Linked DNA regions of Homo sapiens: region 2 is linked to region 1. Evidence: read pairs that join two places in POLR2A ChIA-PET (ENCODE). Cell type or tissue: OCI-LY7. All regions are shown on one strand.

The links. Peaks named below come from ENCODE experiments on the same cell type or tissue, not always from the same donor. Only the 100,000 strongest peaks of a DNase experiment are listed, where the experiment ranks them.
Region 2: POLR2A ChIA-PET joins it to region 1 with 7 read pairs; 2 of 35 experiments call an interaction of 5 or more read pairs at or near these places.

What each region holds. Positions count from the first base shown.
Region 1 is chr1:228,031,917-228,039,916 of GRCh38, forward strand. All of the region lies in intron 2 of WNT3A (Wnt family member 3A), which reads left to right. Among named protein-coding and RNA genes, the nearest start is that of WNT3A, 29 kb to the left of the region's middle. RefSeq lists an enhancer at 4,375-5,338. In OCI-LY7, no CTCF peak of the experiment used is centred here; no DNase peak of the experiment used is centred here.
Region 2 is chr1:228,460,107-228,468,106 of GRCh38, forward strand. MIR4666A (microRNA 4666a) reads left to right here and starts at 1,968; the gene lies at 1,968-2,046. It also overlaps the pseudogene H2BC27P. In OCI-LY7, a CTCF peak has its summit at 3,839; DNase peaks (open chromatin) are centred at 3,705, 4,635, 5,375 and 5,835; H3K4me3 peaks cover 6,070 bases; H3K27ac peaks cover 5,845 bases.

The sequences.
Region 1 (8,000 bases):
TGAGAAGGAAGCAGCGATTTTAGGAAGAAAGCAGGAAGCCTGTCCTGCTTGGAGCCATACCAGGTGATGGAGGAAGGCTGTGCTGCATGGGGTCAGAGGGGAACATGCCATTCCCTAAAGCCCTGCTACCCTCGGGAATCTTTAGGATATTTCATTGCCCTCCAGAATGTCAGGGTGTCTCTCACTTGTGGAAGCAGGGAGGACATCTCACTTGCCAAAGCGGGGAGGGCTCCTGCCCATGGACGGCATCAGCTCACTGACTCCCAACCTGGGCATCTGAGCCCAGCTGGAGGCCAGGAGGAAGCTAGCCTCATGAGTCACACCATTCAGGAACCCTTGGGTCTGTCCTCCAAGCTGAGCCTTGGGGAGCCTGTGCATCACTGTCTGGATTGGACGATGCCCATGGAAAGGCACAGATCTGCACAGATGGGAATCCCAGCCAGCAGATTGGCTGGGGGCCCAGCCAGCTGAATGCAAAGCCCCAAAGTCGGTGAATAGCACTGGGTCCTAAACCTGATGGCAACTCCAGCTGCTTCAAGGAAAGGCCTATGAACGAGTCCTGCTCTGGAGTCCCCAAATCTATGGTCTAGGAGCCTGGTCATATACCAGAACTTCCTTCCCTTTTATGGCTGAGTAATATTCCATTGTATGGATAGACCATATTTTGTTTATCCATTCACTCACTGATAGGCATTTGGGTTTTTTCAATTTCTTGACTATTATAAATAATGCCTTTTGTGTGAATGTGTATTTTCAGTTCTCTCTGGCATATACCTAGGAGCAGAATTGGGTCACAGAGGAACTCCATGCTTAACTTTTTGAGGAACTGTCAAACTATTCCAGAGTGTCTGCACCATTTTACATTCCCATCAGCAGGATCTGAGGATTCTGATTTCTGCACATCTTCATGAGCACTTGTGATTTTCTGCTTGTTGTTTTTGTTCTAGCCATCCTAGTGGGTGTGAAGCAATGTCTCACTGAGGTTTTCATTTGCATTTCCCTGATATCTAAGGATGTTGAGCATCTTTTCATGTGCTCATTGGCCATTTGCCTCTCTTCCTTGGAGTAATGTTATTCCATTCTTCCACCCACATTTTAATTGGGTTATTTGTCTTTTTGTCGTTGAGTTGTAAGAGTGCTTTATATAGTCTGCTTACAAGTCCCTTATCCAATACATGACTTGCAAATATTTTCCCCCATTCTGTGGGTTGTCTTTTCACTTGCTTGATGGTGTCCTTTGATACATGCAAGATTTTAATTTTGACGAATTCCAAGTTATCAGTTTTTTATTTGGTTCCTTGGCTTTTGATGCCATATCTAAGAGACAATTGCCTAACCCAAGCTCACAAAGATCTACTCTTCATTAGGTTTTTTTTAAATAAGAGTTTTAGCGTTTTAGTGCTTACATCTCGGTCTTTAATTTTCATCGACGATGTGAGGCAGGGATCCAATCACATTCTTTTGCATGTGGAAATCCAGTTATTCCAGCACAATCTGTTGCAGACTGTTCTTTCCCCTTTGAATAGTCTTGGCAACTTTACTGCAAATCAGTTAGCCCTAGATGTATGAATTTATCTCTGTGCTCTTTATTCTATTCCATTGTTCCATATGTCTGTCTTTATGCCAGTGCCACACTGTTTTGATTATTGTAGTTTTGTAGTGTTTTGAAATTAGAACATGTGAGTCCTCCTGCTCGTCTTTCTTTTCAAGGTTATTTTGGCTATTTGGAGACAATTACAGTTCCATGTGAGTTTTAGGATTAGCTCATCAATTTCTGCAAAAAAAGCTTAGATTTTTAGAAATTGTGTTGAATGTGTAGATCGGTTTGGGAAATATTGTTCTACTAATATTATGTCTTCTGGTCCATGAACATAGGATATCTTCCTATTTAGGTCTTTAATTTCTTTCATGACATTTTGTAGTTTTCAGCATACAAATCTTGCACTTATTTTGTTAAATGTATTCCTTAAGTATTTTATTATTTTTGATGCTGTTGTGAATGAAATTGTTTTATTAATCTCATTTTTTAATTATTTGTCACTAGTGTATAGAAACACAAATGAGGCCAGGTGCAGTGGCTTATGCCTGTAATCCCAGCACTTTGGGAGGCCAAGACAGGGAGATCATTTGAGGTCAGGGGTTCAAGAACACCCTGGCCAACATGACAAAACCCTGTCTCTACTAAAAATACAAAAATTAGCCAGGCATGGTGGCACATGCCTGTAGTCCCAGCTACTCAGGAAGCTGAGGAACAAGAATCACTTAAGCCCAGGAGGCGGAGGTTGCAATGAGCTGAGATCACACCACTACACTCCAGCCTGGGCAACAGAGTGAGACTCTGTCTCAAAAAAACACACACACATACGCACACACACATACACACACAAATGATTTTTAATATAGATCTTGTACTCTGTAACCTTGCTGGAGTTGTTGATCAGTTCTAATGTATTTTTTAATTTGCAGATTCATTAGGGCTTTCTACGTATAAGATAGTTTTATTTCTTCCTTCCAATCTGGATGCAGTTTTTTCATTTTTCTTCCTTAATTGCCCTGGCCAGAGCCTCCAGTGCCATGATGAATAGCAGAGTTGAGAGTGGACAAACAGCTTTCAGTCTTTCACCACTGGATAGGATGTTAGCTGCAGGTAGGCCCCTCTTGCTTTTAAACTTAGTAGTTCTAGATGTGAGAAAAACTTTGTTCACATAAATAAATAGATAAAAATGGGAGCACTTAGTTACCATGCATCTCTCAATTCTTTGAATTTTTTTAGAGTTATATATGCCAAAAATCACATGGTGGCCTATCATCAAAATGTGAAAAAATCCTATCAGCCCATGACTCAGTTAGGTCCTCCTTAAAGTTTGTGGAAAACAGGGAATTAAAGGTGCCTGATTTTCACAAGTCCCAGTCATTATCAATGGCTCCCACTCTTGCTTTCTGGGAGAAACTCCCTAGGGTATGGCACACTCCAGGAAGATCCAGGAGTCTCCTGGAACAAGAGCTGGGACCCTTGGGGGTCTCCCATGGGTCTGGTGTGTGACAGCATCCCTATAGCATATGCCACACAGGTATACATGTGGCGCAAATGTACACAGTCGGTCCCCTGGGAAAGCACAGAGATGCACTCTGCCACACAGCATATGCTTAGAAATGATGTATTAAGCCAGTGACCTAAGGACAATGGTGCATGACTCGGGGAATCCCAGGAGGGCTTCCCAGGGGAGGTGGCCCCTGGGCTGAATCTTGAAGGATTTTCTTCCTTTAAAACACACACATATGCAGTATTTTCTAGGCACCATTTAAGTGTTCGACACACCATGGCCAGTTGAATCCTCATGCCCATCTGTTGAGGCCAGCAGTGCGGTGACCCTGTTTTACAAATGAGGAAGCAGAATCACTGTGACAAAGCAGAGACATGAACCTTGGCAGCCTGGCTCCAAAGTCCCCAGGCAGAGGGGACAGCCCATGCCAAGGTTGGGGCTGACGTGGGGGTGAGCAGAGCCCTCAGGCAGGCCCAGCAGTGACAGAGCCTAGCTGGAGCATACAGTTTAGGAATCACTGGAGGAACCCCAAGCCCACAGGGAGGGCAGGTGCAGCCCGGGAGGAAGCAGAGAAGGTAGGACTCCAGAGGATACCCGGTCCCCATGTGTGCATCCCTCCGGGCAGGGCGGGGATGGATCTGAGCGGTCACTGAGAATTTCTCAATGGGGCTCTTGGATTAATGCCGCAGGCTCTCCAGGGGCAAGTGGGCCTCACAGATGCCCAGGTCCTGCCCTAAGGTGCCAGCGTTGGGTTGGGGCGGGGAGCCCCCATTTCCGGTTGTTTTCCTGCTGCTATGCCGGCCTCTCTGCAAAGGGCTGAGCTCCTGCTGTGCTTCTAGCCTCCCCTCCCATCCCACTTACCTCCCCTGGACCCTCTCCTTCTCCGCTTCTCTGATCCTACTACCCCCTTCTCCTCCCCTTTCTGATAGAGGAACACAGTCTGGAACCCCTCCTACCTCCTCATGGCTTAAATAGGTTTAAGTAGGAAAGGGGAAGTCCCGGCTCCTCCCTCCTGCCTGCCATGGGGACTCAGAAATGCTTGGAGTCCTGGTGGCCTGGGAGGAAGGAGCCCGCCGGGTGCCTCAGAGAGAGGCCTGCTCAGGAGGCCATTGTGGAGGCCCTGGCTGCGCTCTCCATAATCATATGATTGGATTAGGGTCAGGGCAACCCTAATCATGTCAAAGGTCACCCCAGGCTTTGTGGCAGTGGCCACAGGGTGCCTGACCACCCCTGCCAAGATGGCCTTGTTGAACACAGTTAAAAACCCTCAGTCAGCTGTGAAGAGAGGGGCCCAGCCTCTTGTGTGTGTGTGCACATGTGAGTGTACACCCTAGCGTGTGCATTGTGAGGGGTGCATGTGTGTGCCTATATGTGCACATAAGCCATATATGTGCATGCCTGTGTGTATGCATGTGCATGTGTGTGTGTGTGTGTGCATGAGTGTGAACATATGAAGGAAGAAGCTTCATATCCTCACACCTCCTGCTTTCATCCCCATCTGCCGTCCACCTGGCCTGGGGCTGGGGACTGGGGCCACCAGACTGAGGCTGGGAGAAACCATCAGTCCTTGGAACATGGGGCTCTGTCACAGAAGCTGAGCCTGGTCCCTGAAGAGCCCTCTCTTCTGGGGTCCAAAAGGAGCAGGACATTCAACCTGCCTGGGGTAGAAAGCATTTGAGGAATTTTAAGTGCATGGAGACTGGGCACACCGTGCAGCTTCTCTGTCCCCTGCCGCAGGACCCAGGCACTGGGAGGGCTCACTTCCCTGCAGAGCTGGAGACACCTCACTCTTGACCCCTGGCAAGGTAAAGCTGGCAAGGACACAGGTACAGAGAAAGGGCAGGGACGGCTGCAGTGGATGCAGCAGCCCAGGGCCCAGCAGCTGGATCTCAGGCAGCACGTGGCTCTGCAGAGAGCCTGGCCTGCTCTAGGCCAGGTGGGGCATGTGCTCCTTAGAGAAGGGGACAGAGGCCAGGAGCGGGCGAGGCCTGGAGCCTAGGGATGCCACCTGTGCCCACATGCTCGGTGCCCTCTAACATGGGCTGGGCCCAGGAGTCCCCCCGGGCCCTGGCACCTGCCAGATAGGTCGGGGGGAGTGGAGTGGCATGGGGAGGTATGCAATCTCTTGTGCTTCCCAAGTAAGTGTGCTTCCCACAACTCCCAGTGGACACTTCCCAGAGCCCTGGGGTTTGCTTCTTCGTACCCAGTGTGGGTGGGGCCTGCAGCAGTGGCCCTCCCACTCAGCCTTCACACACCACCCCCTCTTCAAGCATTTCCAGTCCCCACCCCCTGCCCTATTCTGTGAACCCCAGGGTATCCCCACTCAAAGCACACGGCCAGATTCCTGGTTGGTGCCCCAGGACCCCTCCAGCCCCAAAGGGTGGGGAGAGTAATGAAAGGGTCCTGCGCACCACATGTCAGTAAGCCTTGTTGGGTGCCCCACAAGTCCCCCTTCATCTCTCCAACGTCTTCCCCAGGCAGGAGACAGCCCAGCCTCCTCTCCTCCCCGCTGAGCCCCCAGGAGCCCCTCGGGGGTGGTCCGCCACCTCCCTGTGTGTCCCCTGCCTATGAGGGCCGGCACAGGGGTGGGGCCTGCCTGCTAGGACATGGGGACACACAGGGCAGCTCTTTAGGGAACCAGCGTCCCCAAAGCCAGGTTGCGACCCCTGACCCCCCCCATCGGAAAGTGTTGCCGTTTAAGATGCGTTGGGGTGGGGGGCTCCCCTGGCTCCAGCGGCCTCTCTGGTATATCATTAACTCTCCCCAGTGGGAGGGGAACCCCGGCCGACTCCCCGCCGCGTCCGGCTGGGAGCACAATATCCCAGCGACGGCGACAAGATTAAGCACAAGGGGAGAGTGCAAATGCGCGGGCGGTTCACACGCCCTTCGCGGTGCTGAATTAAAGCGTCTGAATGGGGATTTCCCCTCGCGCCGGACGGCCTGGCGCGCGGCGCATACTTCCAGGTTGCTATGACTGGCCTGCGCTCGCCTAATCACCGACTAGGGGGAAATTCATATAAAATATCGCCGGCCATTGTGGGCCTAACTCGGCGTGACAGTGGCGCACAAAGCCGGATTCAAGCGCCCCAGCGGGTCAGCACGGCGCCCGGCCGCGCGGGCCGCCCGGCGGTGTCAGGGGCCGTGGCCGCGGTGGGGCGCGGGCCGCATTCCGCTCTCAGGTGGCTCCGGGGCCTTTTGTGCAGGCCATGATTACCAAATGCCACCGCGACACCCCCTCCCGGCCGCCTGGCTCCTCCTGGGGCCGCAGGAATGAGGGAAGGTGGGCAGCCCCCGAGGGGAGGCGCCCGGGCGTCGGCTCCGGCGGGCTCCGGCGGGGACCGGGGCGCGGGCTGAGTCCCCCTGTGTGCCCCACAGCAAAGGGTCTTCTCCTTCCCCTGTGTTCAGGCCTCAGTGGGGGAAAAGGGCCCACGCGTTGGCTGCTCTGGAAGCCTGTTGTGGCCTCCCGATGGGCACGAGAAGGACTTTGCTTGTCCTTTTTCAGGGGCGATGGTCCCCAGATGACATGACATTTGGGGCCACAGTGACCTGCAGGCCCCTGGCCAGTCTGGTCAGGTGGTCCTAGCTGGGATCCAAGGCACCCCCCTCACTCAGCCAGCCCCTTCCAGCAGCTGTGGCGTGAGCAGGCAGGAGATGGGGGCAGCACCAGGAGGGAGGGACCCAATGCATTCGGGGTGGCCACTGTCCCCACAACTCTATGGGTCCCAGGTATGTGGTGGGGGTGTGGTAATCATACAGGGTGCAGCGTGCACGGGGGGCTGTGTTCGCTGTGACCCTCCATCCCCCAGGATGCCTGAAGGCCAGTCCCTGGAGTACAGGGAGACTGCTCCTCACTGGTGCATGGAAAGGGCTGGCAGATCAGGCAGGGGGAAGGCCTGTGGGGTGGGGCATTTGCCCTGCAGACCTGGGGAGAGAAGCTGGCTGCAGTAGGGTGCACTTGGGGGACAGAGGGCATTTTTTTGTCACAGTGGAGGTGAGAACTTCCCGGTGGAGATTCAGCAGAGTTTTTCTCCTGGGCAGTGGGCAATGTTGGGAGTCTGGGCCCCCAGCACCCGGCTGGACTGGCCACCATGGAGTCCTGCCCTCGGCCAGTGCATCCCTGCCAGAGCTGGGGGTGTCCAGCCAGACAGTCAGCATTGCCAGGGGAAAGAGACGAAGCCACAGGTTTCCAGGGGCTGGGGACAGCATTGGAGGGCCCCAGGAGGCATGGCCAGGTGAGCATGGGTCAACATCAAGAAGCAGACTGGGCAAAGGCGGCATCCCAAGCTCCTAGGAAAGGAGGTGTCAGCTGCCCCAGGATGGGGCCACAGAGGCAGAACCATAGCCCCCTTCCCAGACTAAGCAGCCCAGCCACCAGCTGCCAGCAGCCAGGGCCCTGAATCCCAGAGCCTGTGACCAAGGTACCCACCTCCAGGAAGAGGCCAGGCCAGAGACCCAATGACCACTGTCTACTCATGGGGGGATGGCCATCAGCATATCAGAGACACCCTCCCAACCCCCTTCTCCTGGCAGGCTCCTGTTCAGGGTCTTGTCCAGGGTCCCATAGAGCCCTTACAAAGTCATGGCCAAGCTGTCCATAGCCTTCTTTCTGGTCACAGCCCAGAGGAGGGGTCAGCACGGAATGGAATCTGAGCTTGGGAGATCTCATCTCAGTTGATGCATCAGAATCACTGGAGACCCTTTAAGATATAGGTGCCCCCCACCCCAGTTGAACTTGGGTCCCCAGGGCGGCCCTGCAGTGATTCATTGGCCCCCCAGCCATGACCATTGTTGGAAGCCTCCAGTCCTAATTCCCTGATGGGCTTCCCAGAGGGGCCAGCCTGGGTGAAGCCCTTCAGACTGAGCACTCTGCCTCCCCGAGGAGCTGGATTTCATTGTCCTATGGTCGCATTTAACAACAATCCCCACCCCCTGACCCAGAACTTTCCCTCCTTCAAG
Region 2 (8,000 bases), 430 kb after region 1:
CTCAGCCTCCCGAGTAGCTGGGACTACAGGCGTGCGCCACCCACGCCCAGCTAATTTTTTTAATTTTTAGTAGAGACGGGGTTTCACCATGTTGGCCAGGATGGTCTCGATCTCTTGACCTCGTGATCCACCCTCCTCGGCCTCCCAAAGTGCTGGGATTACAGGCGTGAGCCACTTCTCCTGGCCGAGAAATAATTTTTAAATAAAATTCAATGAAAAATATTTTTCCCCCAAGTCATTTCTCCAAAGGGAACCCGTCGCGTGCCTGGGATGGGGAAAGAAAGGTCACCGTGAACATCCTCGACCAAAACGGCTTTGTCCCCTATTCCCCACCTTTTTTTTCCTGCGTGATTCCTCTACAAGAATCTTTGAGAACCTCGCATGTTTTAAAGCTATCTAAAATATTTTTATTTTCAATTAAAATAGTTGCAAAGATACAAATACCAACGTGGAACTTTTTAAAAATCAAAATTCTCACATCAGTCTCAAGGTGCCTTTTGGAATATCAATATGATAGTATAATCAATTCATAAAATACATGACCAAATTTTTCTTTGTCAATGCGATGTTTCAGATGATTTTTTTCCTCCTGAATGCCTATTTCCATTCTCCATTTGCCTTACAATTTCACCCTACCATAATATATCTATTGTATGTTTAATAGTGTTTTGTCTATTGTTCTCTGCAAAAAAGTCTACATTGAAATTTAAGCATACCTCTGGGTAGTCTCTCACTGTTAAGAAAAATCATCTCGACAGTACACAATTGTTCAAAACATAAATAATTTGATGTTATCAAACAGATAAACTTTTAGTGAAACTGACTCTTAATGAGCTGGATGGTGCACCCACTCTCTTCTCTCCTCTCCTTTCCACCTCAATGACTGCACACATGCAGTGTTCATATTGTTACAGTGTTAGCACAGCATGGGATCATTTCCATATGGTTACAATGCTAGCAGTGCACGGGGTCATTTCCATTCTGTTTTGTTTTGATATATGCTCCAAAAAAAATTTACAAAAAATACACAGGAATGACAATTTTGTCATAGGCACTTTATTCAATTCTTTGCATCCCTAGTTATAATCCAAATATTAAACAGTGATCCATCATCAAAAGTAAGTGGGACTTGTCAACACCCTTAGTACTGTCAAGAAATATAGGATTTGTATGAAAAGCTGTTGAATCCAGTCCTCTCCACTATGAAACAGGTGCCCAATGACTGGAACATCCAAGCCCTCGGCCTCCTACCAGCATGGATTGGAAGTCAATACCTTAAACATTTGCAGCTGTGAAACTACTCTCACAGACCCATATAGTTCTCCACCTTAATGAACTTAAAACATAGGTTTAATAAAGTGAAACCAGTCTCCAGTAGAGAGAGTGAATGATTGTGTTAGCACAAGGCAACAACACTGGTTAGTGCCAGAGATCAAATCAAGGCACAAGATGAACATTTCATGACATTTTCCAAGTGTAATTCTCTAAGAAGGCATTTTGTGATGGATAATGTCAAACGTCAGTCAATTCATGTCTCAGTCCTTCTGATTCCCCTGGCACAAACTTGAAGTAGAAACAGGCTGTCTTTTCCTGCTACATTAGCACCCCCAGGCCCAGAATGAATGGGATTTGTCCGTCTCTCCTAGGACAGGGATCTGTTAAGGGAGAGGCAAAGAAGGTAAAACAGGATCCTTGCTACTAAGATTTTATAATGGAGAAAATTCAGAGCAATCGTGTCCAGAACCCATTTCTCTAATTATAGTGTTACAACAGAGAAAGACAAATGTTAATGATAAATGAAGGCAGTGCACATCAAATATGTGAGAATCCACAGAGACTAAGGGAATTAGGACTCACTCAACAAAATGGAAGCATTTTCTGGGTTGGAGAGACATGCCAAGATTCTTAAACTAAGCCAAATTTTTAAACTAAGCTTCATCTCACCTATCTGAGATGGGTGAGTGACAATCACTTAAATACATGTCAGATTGTATGCCTACAAAATCCCTCCAGACTGGCATACAATCTGACATGTATTTAAGAGATTGCCCCTCACCCATCTCAGATGGAAATTTCAAGTCAGATTTGCTAATTATTATGCAGTAAATAAAATAATTTGGAAGGAATCATCTCCAATTAAACCAACTTTGATTAAAAAACAAAAAATAACAAATGTTGGTGAGAACGCAGGGAAAGGGGATGCTTGTACACTGCTGGTAAGAATGTAAATCAGTACAGCCACTATAGAGACAAATATGGGCATTCTTTAAAAAACTAAAAACAGACTTACCATATGATCCAGCAACCCCATTGCTGGGTATATATCCAAAAGAAAGGAAATCAGTATATCAAAGAGATGTCTGCGGTCTCATGTTCATTGCAGCACTATTTATAATAGCCAAGATAGAAAGTCAACCTTAGTGCCCATCAGTAGATATATGGATAAAGAATATGTGGTACATTTACACATTCGAATACTATTTGGCCATTAAAAAAAATGAAATCCCGTCATCAGCAACATGGATGGAACTGGAGGACATTATGTTAAGTAAAACAAATCAGGCACAGAAAGACAAATACTGCATGATCTCACTCATACGTGGGAGCTAAGAACATGCATCTCATGGAGGTAGAAAGTTGATTGCTGGTTACCAGAAGCTGGGAAGAGTGGTGGGGAAAGGAGGAGATGAAGTTGATTAATGGGTACAAAAATATGCTTAGAAGAAATGGTAACATCTAGTATTGGTTAGAAAAGTAGGGTGACTGTAGTTAACAATAATTAGTTGTATTGCTGGAGGAGAGGAATTGGAATGATCTCGACCTAAAGAGGGTGTGAATATGATGACGGATGTCCCAGTTGCCCTGGTTTGATTGTTAAGCCTATGCGTATATCAAAATATTTGTACCCCCCAAATATGTACAACTATTACGTACTACTAATAAAAAAGCATATTGCTCTGAAAAAGTGCTCTAAAAAATAAAGCCTATTTACAAAAAGAATTTGGAGGAAAGAAAACTCCCTTTAAGAAGAAACTAACCCAAGAAAATGGATTTACTTTATGAGGCCAGAGAGGTTAAATGTTGATAAATGCGTGGCTGTCATTGTGTTGGGAGTGTGCAGTGGGAACTGAGCCTGGGTAGAGTGCATCTTCTACCAGTGGGAACTGAGCCTGGAAACCGAATTCTAATTCCAGGCAACGTTTTTGCTTAGAGGGTGGGTAGCTCTCAGGTATTCGTGGTTGGGGTGTCACCGGTATGGGGTATTTTTAGGGGGAGGACAGCCTGGGCCCCAGTCAGGCCTGCATGCCTTAGTTTTTAATGTGTCATCCAGAGATCATACTTATTTTTCCTATGATTTGCTGGAGTTTTTTTTAAAAAGCACTATATTTGCATTATTCAAAATAATCTTTCACTGTGTAATATGCGTACACACACACACACACACATTTTGGGGGTAAAATACGAGAATCCCTTAATTGGGGAAATTTTAGCTGAGTGATAAGGAGATCTGTGAGCCTGCTGTTTTGATGTTTCAAGCAGGAAGGCGTGGCATAAAGAGCTGCTTAGGCGCAACGCTGCTGAAATGGTTTTGGCTAGAAGCTCACAGTGTCTAGTTGTGGCTAAGGAGGGAGGAAAGGGGCGGGAGAAGAACGGACCCAAGCGCCTCCGCCCAGACGGCGCGATAACCCCCTCACCTCCAACCCCGGACCTCAGTGAGCACGTCCTCCAGTCTCAGCCGCCAGGAGGCACTGGGGGCGGGGACGTGGCACAAGATCTTCCCGGAGGTGACCCACGCTCCTCGCGCGCAGGGCGTAAGCCACACACAGATCTTTGGATGGGATCCATGGCGCAATCGCCTGTACTGCCCCCTCTCTGACTTTGCCTGTGGCCAACACAAGACGAACGCAGCCTTTCTAAGGGAAATATGCCGTTACAAACAAGAAGCCTAATTTTGTCTCTAAGACTTGCGCCCCCACGGCTCAGTCTACTTTCCCTCATTACTCCAATTGAATCACAGGTCACAACCAGACCAGGTGGCACGCTCCTTTTGGAGCTTGGAGGTGGCTCTGAAAAGAGCCTTTGGGTTCGGGGCGCCGGGACGCACCTCACTTGGAGCTGGTGTACTTGGTGACAGCCTTAGTGCCCTCGGACACGGCGTGCTTGGCCAGCTCGCCGGGCAGCAGCAGGCGCACGGCCGTCTGCACTTCGCGGGACGTGATGGTGGAGCGCTTGTTTGTAGTGCGCCAGGCGGGAGGCCTCGCTGGCGATGCGCTCGAAGATGTCATTGACGAAGGAGTTCATGATGCCCATGGCCTTGGACGAGATGCCGGTGTCGGGGTGCACCTGCTTCAGCACCTTGTACACGTAGATAGAATAGCTCTCCTTGCGGCCGCGCTTGCGCTTCTTGCCGTCCTTCTTCTGCGCCTTGGTAATGGCCTTCTTGGAGCCCTTTTTAGAAGCCGGAGCCGCCCGCGATGGCTCCGGCATGGCGAGGTGACAAGAGCGCCTAGACGAACGCGGATGCGGGGCCGGCAGGGCTATTTGCCATCTTTATATTCAAATTAAGGCTCCAAATTTGTAGTGTCTGATTGGACGGCCTGACTCCGCGGCCGCCACTGGGAGGAATTTCTGTAAATAGCAGAGTCCGGTTCTTCTTTCCTATTGGACGGCGGTCCAACCAATCCCAAGGCATATCCGCCGCGCGCCGGAGCTGAGGTTGCGCATCTTTGTTCAAAGCCTTTGTTTTAAACCTGGAGATTTTTGTGTCTGCAGCGGATCTGGAGGTAGCTAAAGAGAAACTGAAAAACGGTTGCAACCCCAAATTGAGGTCTTCTCTGGCTGTGAGGCACATACATGGGGGCATTTTTTTTTTCTGAGGCCCACAGCTAGGGAGGGGTAGTTAGTGCTTATTTAGAAGGGGAGGTGGCGGTGGGAATGGCAGTTTGCAACGACCTTAACCCTTCGTTTCTTGCCCTTCCCTCCATTCCTCCAAAGATCAAAGAGATGCATTCTTCTCAGAATTCAATTGTAAATCCAAACGGTTCGTTAGGAAATACAGAAAATAGTACAGAAAACATGCTAAGGTACTTCAATTGGAATTGTCATGAGGCAGAGTTTTAACTGGAGAAATTGAATGGGTTTCAAATGAAACTTAGTCTTTCCTATTGTTTTTAAGGTCTCCCCAAACCCCTTCGAAGTGACAGCCGTAATGCAAAGGGATTGCTATGGGCGATCTCATTTGTTTCCCGGTATCCCCGAGAGGTGGGTACTGTGATTGCTCTAACTCCGTCAGAGCGCAGGCTTATAGAAGGCACTGTCTCCGAGCTGCGCCCCTCTCCCCGCCATTCTATTAATTCCCAATGAAGAAACGTAAGGTGTTGTGTATTTCAGCTTCAACTGAAGAGCTGGTTAAAAAAGCAGAATCTCAGGCCCACTCCTATCTGATTGAGTTAGAATTTGCATTTTAAATAGACTTGTGTGCACTTGACGATTTGAGAAGCCCTAGTCCGGAGGTCATTTATCTGCCCTAGCTGGGGCAGATAATTTACCTCTCCACACCTCCATATACTCATCTGTGAAATAAGGCTGCCAGTGCCCGCCTGATAGCGTTGCTGAGCATTAATGAGTGTGAAGCAGCGGGCAGGGTGCCCAGCATCTATTTTGTGCTTAATTCCTGTTAGCGCCTTTCCTTCTTAGGACTGATCCAGCCATAAGCAGCTTGGGCTACCTCAGCAGAGCCTGCTCTATGCCCCGGGCAGATCCATCACGTAAATATGTAGCACAAACCTTTCTCTCCCACTAGCATGCTGACTAAGCTTAACTCACAGGGAAGGATGTGGCTTTCATGTCTGAGGCTCCAGAGCACAGAGTGTGGCACCAGCAGGGGCCCAGTCAGTATCTGCTTGTGAATAAGCCTGTGAGCTGAGGCAGTACCCTCTACATTCAAGTCTGTCCTCTGAGGTCTTCTGGGCATCTTGAGACTGTGGGTTCCCTGAATGGCTTTGGGCATACCCAGCATTAAGCACTTTATCTGCTTCCTTTTGAAATATGTGGTTGATTTACCAAGCATTTCTAGAGTGCTCACTAAGAGCTGGCTAGGTAACCACTTAATAAATACTTGATTCAATTTAGTTCTCAAACAGCCCTTTGACAAAGATTCTCTGCTTGGCCAAACTCTGGTCAGGCTCCAGAACCTCCTCCTGGGTCCATCTGTGCACTTTCTTGTGAAATCCAGTTTTAGGAAGAGCCCCGCTAAGTCAGTTTAACTAGAACCCCTGATTCTGAATATCTGATCGCCCTCTGTGCTATCTGATGGGGTTCCTCATCCTCCATCCCCAGGTGATATCTGATCACCCTGCCTGCCTCCAGCAAGAGCCATGTGAGGTTCGTTTACCCAGAATCCCCCTCACACCTGATGTCTTCTTCTTCTTCTTCTTCTTCTTCTTCTTCTTCTTCTTCTTCTTCTTCTTCTTCTTCTTCTTCTTCTTCTTCTTCTTCTTCTTCTTTTTGAGATGGAATCTTGCTCTGTTGCCCAGTAGCACAATCTCAGTTCACTGCAACGTCCACCTCCCGGGTTCAAATGATTTTCCTGCCTCAGCCTCCTGAGTAGCTGGGATTACAGGCATGCCTGACCATGCTAGGCTAAGTTTTGTATTTTTAGTGGAGACAGGGTTTTGCCATATTGGCCAGGCTGGTCTCAAACTGCTGACCTCAAGTGATCCACCCTCCTCAGCCTCCCAAAGTGTTAGGATTACAGGCATGAGCCACCGTACTTGGCCCTGATGTCTCCTCTTAATACTGTTCTATCCACTAATCTACCCTACTCCTGTCTATAAATTTCCACTTGTCAGTGCGGTACTCAGAATTGAGCCCAATCTCTCTACCCTGCTGCAGAATCCCACTGCAATGGTCCTAATCCTACTCCACCGTCCTGAATGAAGCCTTCCTCACCATGGTTTAACAAACGTTAATATATGTACATATATAGCACTGCTTGCCTTGGTCCTGCCAGCCCAGTGAGATGCTGGTCTTCCCACCAGGTTCTTACTAAGGCTTCCTGGCTTCCTACTGGTGTGGAAAGGTTTGAAACAAAACTTGGAGTGGGACAGGAGGTGGGCATTCTAAGGACTTTGGGTAAGAATATGTCTTTCAGGTACTAAGATTTAGGATTTGCTCTGCCCACCATATGGTGGCTGCTTGGTGGTGTCAGGAAATCAGTCCTGGTTCTCATGGGTGGTGATTGCTAGGGACTCAATGTCTGCGTTCCCTCCAAATTTCTAGGTTGAAAACCCCCATCCCCAGGGTGATGGTGTTAGAAGGTGGGGCCTTTGGGGGATGATTATGTCATGAGGGTGGAGTGGCATGGTAGGATTCATGCCCTTATAAGAAGAGACACAAGACAGCTTGCTTTTCTCTTTCTCTCTGCTGCAGGGCCCAAGGAAAAACTTTCCTATTGCCCTCTGAAGATTCACTAAAAATCAGCTGACAAAAGACAGATTAAAAGAGAAAAGGCATACACATTTATTTGATCATAGTTTAGTGTGACAAAAAAGCCTTCAGAATGAATACAGAAGAAGCTGTCTATTTTAATGCTTAGGTTCAACAAAATATGGACTGCTATGTAGAAATAGGATTGGGCATGATCTACTGCTAATACACTGAGTGGGGACATCCAGCAAGCCCTGTCTGTCTAGATTCTTCTTGGCCTCTCTGCGTGGCATTCCTTCCTCTTGGGTATGAGACAGGACCCTCTGTGGAATGGGAGTCTTATGACGTACAACCAGACAAGGTGGCCCAGAGAATTTATGGTCAGCATTTGCACAGAAAGGCAGGAGTTAGAGTAATATTTTTAGGATTTGTGTCTGGCTGTGGGGAAAAGGGGTTGCGGTTTTTATGACCTGCCTTGGGGAAGAGGTATTCTAGTTTCTATGGCCAGTCTGGGGGAGAATGGGACTGAGACAGGAAGGCAGGAGATCAGAGAAAGTTTTTTGCTTCAGAGG